Regions from separate parts of the Homo sapiens genome. Here region 1 is linked to region 2. Evidence: chromatin contacts called from ENCODE Hi-C or POLR2A ChIA-PET data. All regions are on one chromosome and are shown on one strand. The core of a region is the stretch at or near the end of the contact, and the rest is flanking DNA. Distances in the headings are between cores, read along the strand shown. Region 1 overlaps STX8 (syntaxin 8). Region 2 overlaps STX8 (syntaxin 8).

What was found. Hi-C counts contacts between places; a loop is a spot of excess contacts on that map. ChIA-PET counts read pairs that join two places held with the same protein, here RNA polymerase II (POLR2A). Pooled maps may share reads with other maps.
Region 1: a loop to region 2 is called in a map of psoas muscle, with 4 times the contacts of the local background. The contact joins two enhancer-like sites. A Hi-C loop is called at or near these places in 4 of 168 maps with a recorded cell type or tissue (esophagus muscularis mucosa, gastrocnemius medialis, heart left ventricle and 1 more), 12 of 37 single-sample maps with no recorded cell type and 10 of 50 pooled maps. POLR2A ChIA-PET finds 5 or more read pairs at or near these places in 2 of 52 experiments (AG04450 and T-cell).

What each region holds. Positions count from the first base shown.
Region 1 is chr17:9,430,144-9,433,200 of GRCh38, reverse strand. All of the region lies in intron 6 of STX8 (syntaxin 8), which reads left to right. Among named protein-coding and RNA genes, the nearest start is that of STX8, 140 kb to the left of the region's middle. Within about 2 kb of position 1,405, at least 3 of the 41 ENCODE cell types and tissues checked have a DNase peak (open chromatin) inside an H3K27ac peak, as active enhancers do.
Region 2 is chr17:9,369,462-9,372,447 of GRCh38, reverse strand. All of the region lies in intron 7 of STX8 (syntaxin 8), which reads left to right. Among named protein-coding and RNA genes, the nearest start is that of STX8, 200 kb to the left of the region's middle. Within about 2 kb of position 1,272, at least 3 of the 41 ENCODE cell types and tissues checked have a DNase peak (open chromatin) inside an H3K27ac peak, as active enhancers do.

The DNA of each region.
Region 1 (3,057 bases), core at 156-2,655, 61 kb before region 2:
CTTCCACATCAAAACGCTAGTGTCAAAGAATAAATCTTAGGAGTGCATTATGACGATGGTGATTTTGAGATTATAAAGCATTTGGGAGCTCACAAAGGAAGCCTGTGGTTTTGTAGAGGACTAGAACTATTTTCACAACTGGTTTCCCTGACTGCATCCATATCTGTGTGGCCTTAATATTGTTTGACTCACAAAGGAAACTTGTTGATCCAGAGTGAACCAGTTCAACTTTCTTCTCCTCAATCTCAAGAGTATTCCATGGAGGAAAATGTTCTAAACTGCACCTGAGCTATAAACAATTTACTCTGAAGGTAACAGTGTTAGTATTCCAGTACGTAAACCTTTAGCTAATAACAATCAAAGTAGCCTAATTTGGAAAGTACACAGAAGGTTAGAGGGAAAGCTTGTAAATGTTTTCAAAGACTCTGTATTTAATTCTATCACCAGCTAGCAAAATAAATAGGCCAGCTGCTAGCTCTGAAACAGACACGTGGTGGAAATGAAATGTTAATAGTTGAAATGCCTTGCTCATTCGAAACCAAAAGGAACATGAAGTACACTTTCTAGTTTATGAGAGACAAGGTGAAAGTTCCCAAAACACATTTGTGGTGACTGCATTTAAAATTGCTTCCTCATCTTTTATTTTAGTGGCTAATACTTTAGTGTGGCCTATGTGTGACTAGAGGGCATTTTTTTTTTCTTCCGATTTAGATGGAAGGTTTGGAAATAAATGGAGAGTGGAAATCGGGAGATGTTAAATTCTACTTTTCCATGTGTCTAAGTTGTTTGCTCTAGTTTGTAAGCTGCAGGCCAGACTTTTCTGAGGAATGGGAGGTTACTTTCAATAATGTGCTAAGATTGACCTGAGATATTTAGCCAGCACATCTGCTTGCAAGCTCTGGCCGTATGTGAGGAGCTTATACTGGAATTAATTAACTCTGTTTGGTATTCTGAAATGTTTGCTCCACATCTTGTTTTACCATCACAAAACTTACAAAATCAATTGGAACTTTTTTATTTTTACTTAAGAACTTAAAAAAAAAAGCCAGGTGAAAAAGAGAATCTGAAAAGCAGTTGTTTTCCTGCTTGAAGCAAACTTTCAAGAACGAGCATTAGAATCAGAATTTATTTTTTCAAATACTTCTTTTTAACTTAAAATGATGGTGAAGTGTAACTCTTTCATCCATTACATTAATGCCATTTTTGAAATGTTTGATTTTATTAGAAAACAAGGAGATTGAAGTGAGAGGGGTATCCTGTATGCTGAGATAGTCACAGCATTACAAAATGTTTTATGAACCAAAATGTTGTCCTAGGAACACTCTGACTTCAGAAAGGAAAAGGAAGGGAGGTTTCTGGGAAAGCTCTGCAAGCATAGCCTTGACCTGTATTTGGAGACAGTACAGCACTCGTGGTCTTAACACCATGATGTTAATGTCAGAACGTTTGGCACTATGTTGTTGCTAACCTGCTGTTCTTAAACAAGTGAGCCTTACCTTGTTACTTTTCTCAGTTAGTAAAATTGGGAAGAGGACTACCTTCTAGAATTCAGCCACAGCACCAGTGTCATGACTGTGTTCTCTCTTCCTTTAAACCTGCTGCCCTTGGCCAGCCGCGGTGGCTCACGCCTGTAATCCCAGCACTTTCAGAGGCCGAGGCAGGTGGATCACAAGGTCAAGAGATCGAGACCATCCTGGCCAACATGGTGAAACCCCATCTCTACTAAAAAACAAAAAAACAAAAAAAACAAAACAACAACAACAACAACAACAAAAACCCTGCTACCCAATGAGATGCTCAGCAACTCATAATTTATTAAAAAATGAGCCAAAGGCCAGGCGCAGTGGCTCACACCTGTAATCCCAGCACTTTGGGAGGCCGAGGCAGGTGGATCACGAGGTCAGGAGATCGAGACCATCCTGGCCAACATGGTGATACCCCATCTCTACTAAAAAAAAAAACAGAAAAATAAAACAACAACAACAAAAATGCTACTACCCAATGAGATGCTCAGCAACTCATGGTTTATTAAAAAACAAGCCAAAGGCTGGGCGCAGTGGCTTACACCTGTAATCCCAGCACTTTGGGAGACCAAGGCAGGTGGATCACGAGGTCAGGAGATGGAGACCATCCTGGCCAACATGGTGAAACCCCATCTCTACTAAAAAAAAACCAAAACAACAACAACAAAAAAACCCCTGCTACCCAATGAGATGCTCAGCAACTCATGATTTATTAAAAAACAAGCCAAAGGCCGGGGGCAGTGGCTCACGCCTGTAATCCCAGCACTTTGGGAGGCCGAGGCGGGTGGATCACGAGGTCAGGAGATTGAGACCATCCTGGCTAACATGGTGAAATCCCGTCTCTACTAAAAATACAAAAAATTAGCCAGGCATGGTGGCGGTCGCCTGTAGTCCCAGCTACTTGGGAGGTTGAGGCAGGAGAATCACTTGAGCCTGGGAGGCAGAGGTTGCAGTGAGCCAAGATCACGCCACTGCACTCCATCCTGGGCAACAGAGCGAGACTCTGTCTCAAAAAAAAAAAAAAAAAAGCCAAAACCACTGAGCCCAACTGTCCGTCAACAGATGAATGTGTAAACAAGTTGTAGTATGTACTTAAAATGGTCTATTATTCAGCCATAAAAAGAATGAAGTTTTGATATATGCGATTACATATATGAACCTGGAAGACATTCAGTGAAATAAGCCAGATACAAAAAGACAAATATTGTATGATTTCACTTATATGGAATATCTAGGATAGGCAAATTCACAGAGAAAGAAAGTAGATTAGAGGTTACCGAGGCTAGGGGCAGGGGGAAATGGGGAATTATTACATAATGGTTAGAGTTGCTGTTTGAGATAATTTTAAAGTTTTGGAAATAGATAAGTGGTGGTGGTTATACCACACTGTTAGTGTAATTAATGCCACAGAATTATATACTTTAAAATGGCAAATTGTTTTATATATAATATATATTTTATTTATATATAAATTATATATAATTTATATTTTATTTATATATAAATTATATATATTTTATATTTTATATATAAA
Region 2 (2,986 bases), core at 23-2,522:
AAAGCCAGACACTTCTGTAGCCTGAGAGGGGCAGGCAAATGGGGTGGAAATTTAGTCCCTGGGCACCCACTCTAATTAGGAAATGTCATGGGAGACCCTTCCCACAAGAAACTGGGACCCCAAAGAGCTACACCCTCAGAGTAAAAGTGAACCAGAACTAAACTTACCATGGGGGGTTGTGGAAAGGGCAGCGTTGGCACTGAGCAGAATAGGAGAAGAAAAAGACGGGAGGGAAAATACAGTATTGACAACTTGTGGTCACAGAAAGGCCCACATGTGAATTTGCCCCCTGGACATACATACTCAGGGTAGACCGGGAAACATCATACCATGAATTTGGTTTGAGGCAGACTCACCTGTTATAGCTCGAGGTGCCTGGCAAAAACAAATGAAATGCCTCTGGAGGAAAGCATATTCTAGGATGCTAGGAGCCAACTAAAAATAAATTTCTAAGGGCAATGACCAGCACATAGTCAAATATATTCTAGCATACCCGGAAACAGCACAGCATGAGTGAGGACCAGCAATAGACCATGGACATGAATCTGAACAGAATTGCAGTAGTAGAATTATCAGACGTTGATTATAAACTCAATTCCACTTTTTAAAATATATTTTAAAAATGACAAGCTTGAAAGCATCTTAAGAAACCCGAAAACTATAATAAGTAACACAGAAATTTTGAAAAGGGACCAGATAGAACTTCTAGAAATAACAGGTAACTGAAATTAAAAAATCCAGTGAACATATTTGGTATCAGCAGAAGAAAGAATCAACCAGAGGACAAACCAGAAGAAAGAAAAAAAAAAAAAGCATAATCCATTTGATAAATGTTAGCATCTTGAAGAGAATGCCCAAATGCTAGGCAGTTAAATTATGATCTTAATAAGAAAGGCGTTTGAGGGGCAGAGGGTTGGTGCAAGAGCTTCGAGATACAGCGAAGAGTTAACCACCTGCTCTTCTCAAGTGCAAAGCCACATTGGCTGTTTTATATATGAACACATACAAATGCATAATCAAACTGCAAGCAAGGTGTACTTTAACTATAGGGGGTGGGAATTAAGCAGCCCAGTGGAGTGTAACTCAATTACCATTCACAGGGCAATTCTATCACTGTTTAAGAGGACTTGGGTGCAGTGTGGATAGCAGCCGCCACATCATCATTTTACACAAAGGAGTGTAAAAATAGGTTGTGAATCATGAAATGGCCTTTTGTTTCGCTACCCTTGGCATATCTTCCTTGATGGGCCGATGTATCAGTCATAGATGCTTGAGCAGTGAGAGAATTTCTAGTTATGAATACAGACTGAACTGCAAGGGGCCACACAGGAGAGAGGCCCGATGATGAATTTGTTTGTTCAGTTCTTAACAAGGGATTCAAGTACCTCTTTGTGAACCTTTCACTCAGGAGCACAGGCTTTAAAATTTTTACCGAGATTTTTGTGTGGATTTTCCTCCCTTTTCCTCCCTCAACCCCACCCCAATGATAGCATCAAGTAGAAAACAATACTGTTTTTTTTTTTTTCTAGCTTCTAAATGCAAATTAGACTGATATTTTTCCACTGGTACCTCTATGTATTTTCAGATCTGTTACTTCCATTAAGGACATTTACATAAAAGTAGGATCTTTGTAATTGCAGTTTAAATATTCAGTGTGCTTGGTCCTCATTAGAATTCAAAATAGAGCCTTGTCTGAGTCTGACAGAGGGCGCCAATTGTGAAAGACCAGACTAAGAATTCTGAATGACTCGGGTGGATGTACAGTCTTGCTTCTCAGCATATTGACTATTACGTAATGTTGTCTAAGCACGTTTATTGTGATTTTAGTAGTGTTTCAGTGATGTGGTTAGAAATCAACCCAGCTGACATTGCATTAATGCTGTCTCAATCGACGACCATTGGATCTGCCTTCAGCTCATCTGAATGTGATCTTCTTAGGGAGGTGGGGCAGGACCCTGGTTAAGAGTAGTAGCATGCAGCACAGGTGTGGCGTCCGACAGTCCTGGGGCACAATTTGGGATCTGCCACTTACAGCCTGGGTGACTTAGAGAGCTGCTTGCCCTCTCTAAGTCTCAGTTCCCTTCACTCTAAAAGGAGGATAGCAATTAGTAGTACATGTGATTGTTCTGTAGACTAAGTGAGAACAGTTAGGTGGCACAATGACTAGTACTAGTGAGTCCTTTATAAATGCCAGCTATGATAAGATGTGGGGTTTAATTCATTTTTGTTTTTTGAGATGGAGTCTTGCTCTTTCGCCCAGGCTGGAGTGCAATGGTGTGATCTCGGCTCACTGCAACCTCCGCCTCCTGAGTTCAAGTGATTCTCCTGCCTCAGCCTCCCAATTAGCTGGGATTACAGGTGTGTATCACCATGCCTGGCTAATTTTAGTATTTTTTAGTAGAGACGGGGTTTCACCATGTTGCTTAGGCTGGCCTCAACCCCCCAGCCTCAAGTGATTGCCTGCCTCAGCCTCCCAAAGTGTTGGGATTACAGGTGTGAGCCACCGCACCTGGCTTGCTTTTTTTCTTTTTTCTTTCTTTTTTTTTTTTTTTTTTTTTTTTGGTACAGGGTCTGTCTGGTCTGTCATCCTGGCTGGAGTGCAGTGGCACTCACTGCAACCTCCACCTCCCAGGCTTAAGTGAGCCTCCCACCTGAGCCTGCTGAGTACCTGGGACTACAGGCACTCGCCGTCATGCCTGGCTAATTTTTATTTTATTTTTTATAGACAGGATTTCACCATGTTGCCCAGGCTGGTCTCAAACTCCTGGACTCAAGCGATCTGCCTGCCTCAGCCTCCCAAAGTGCTGGGATTACAGATGTATGACACTGTGCCTGACCAACATGCTTTTTATCATATTAGCTCTTTTGAACCTTATAAAACATAGGTAAGAAACTGAGTTCTAAGTAGTCTTGTTTATTTAACAGACTTTAGAGCTACTTTTGTCTCTCAGAGAATTATTTTTAATCTTTTACCACAAGAATAAGC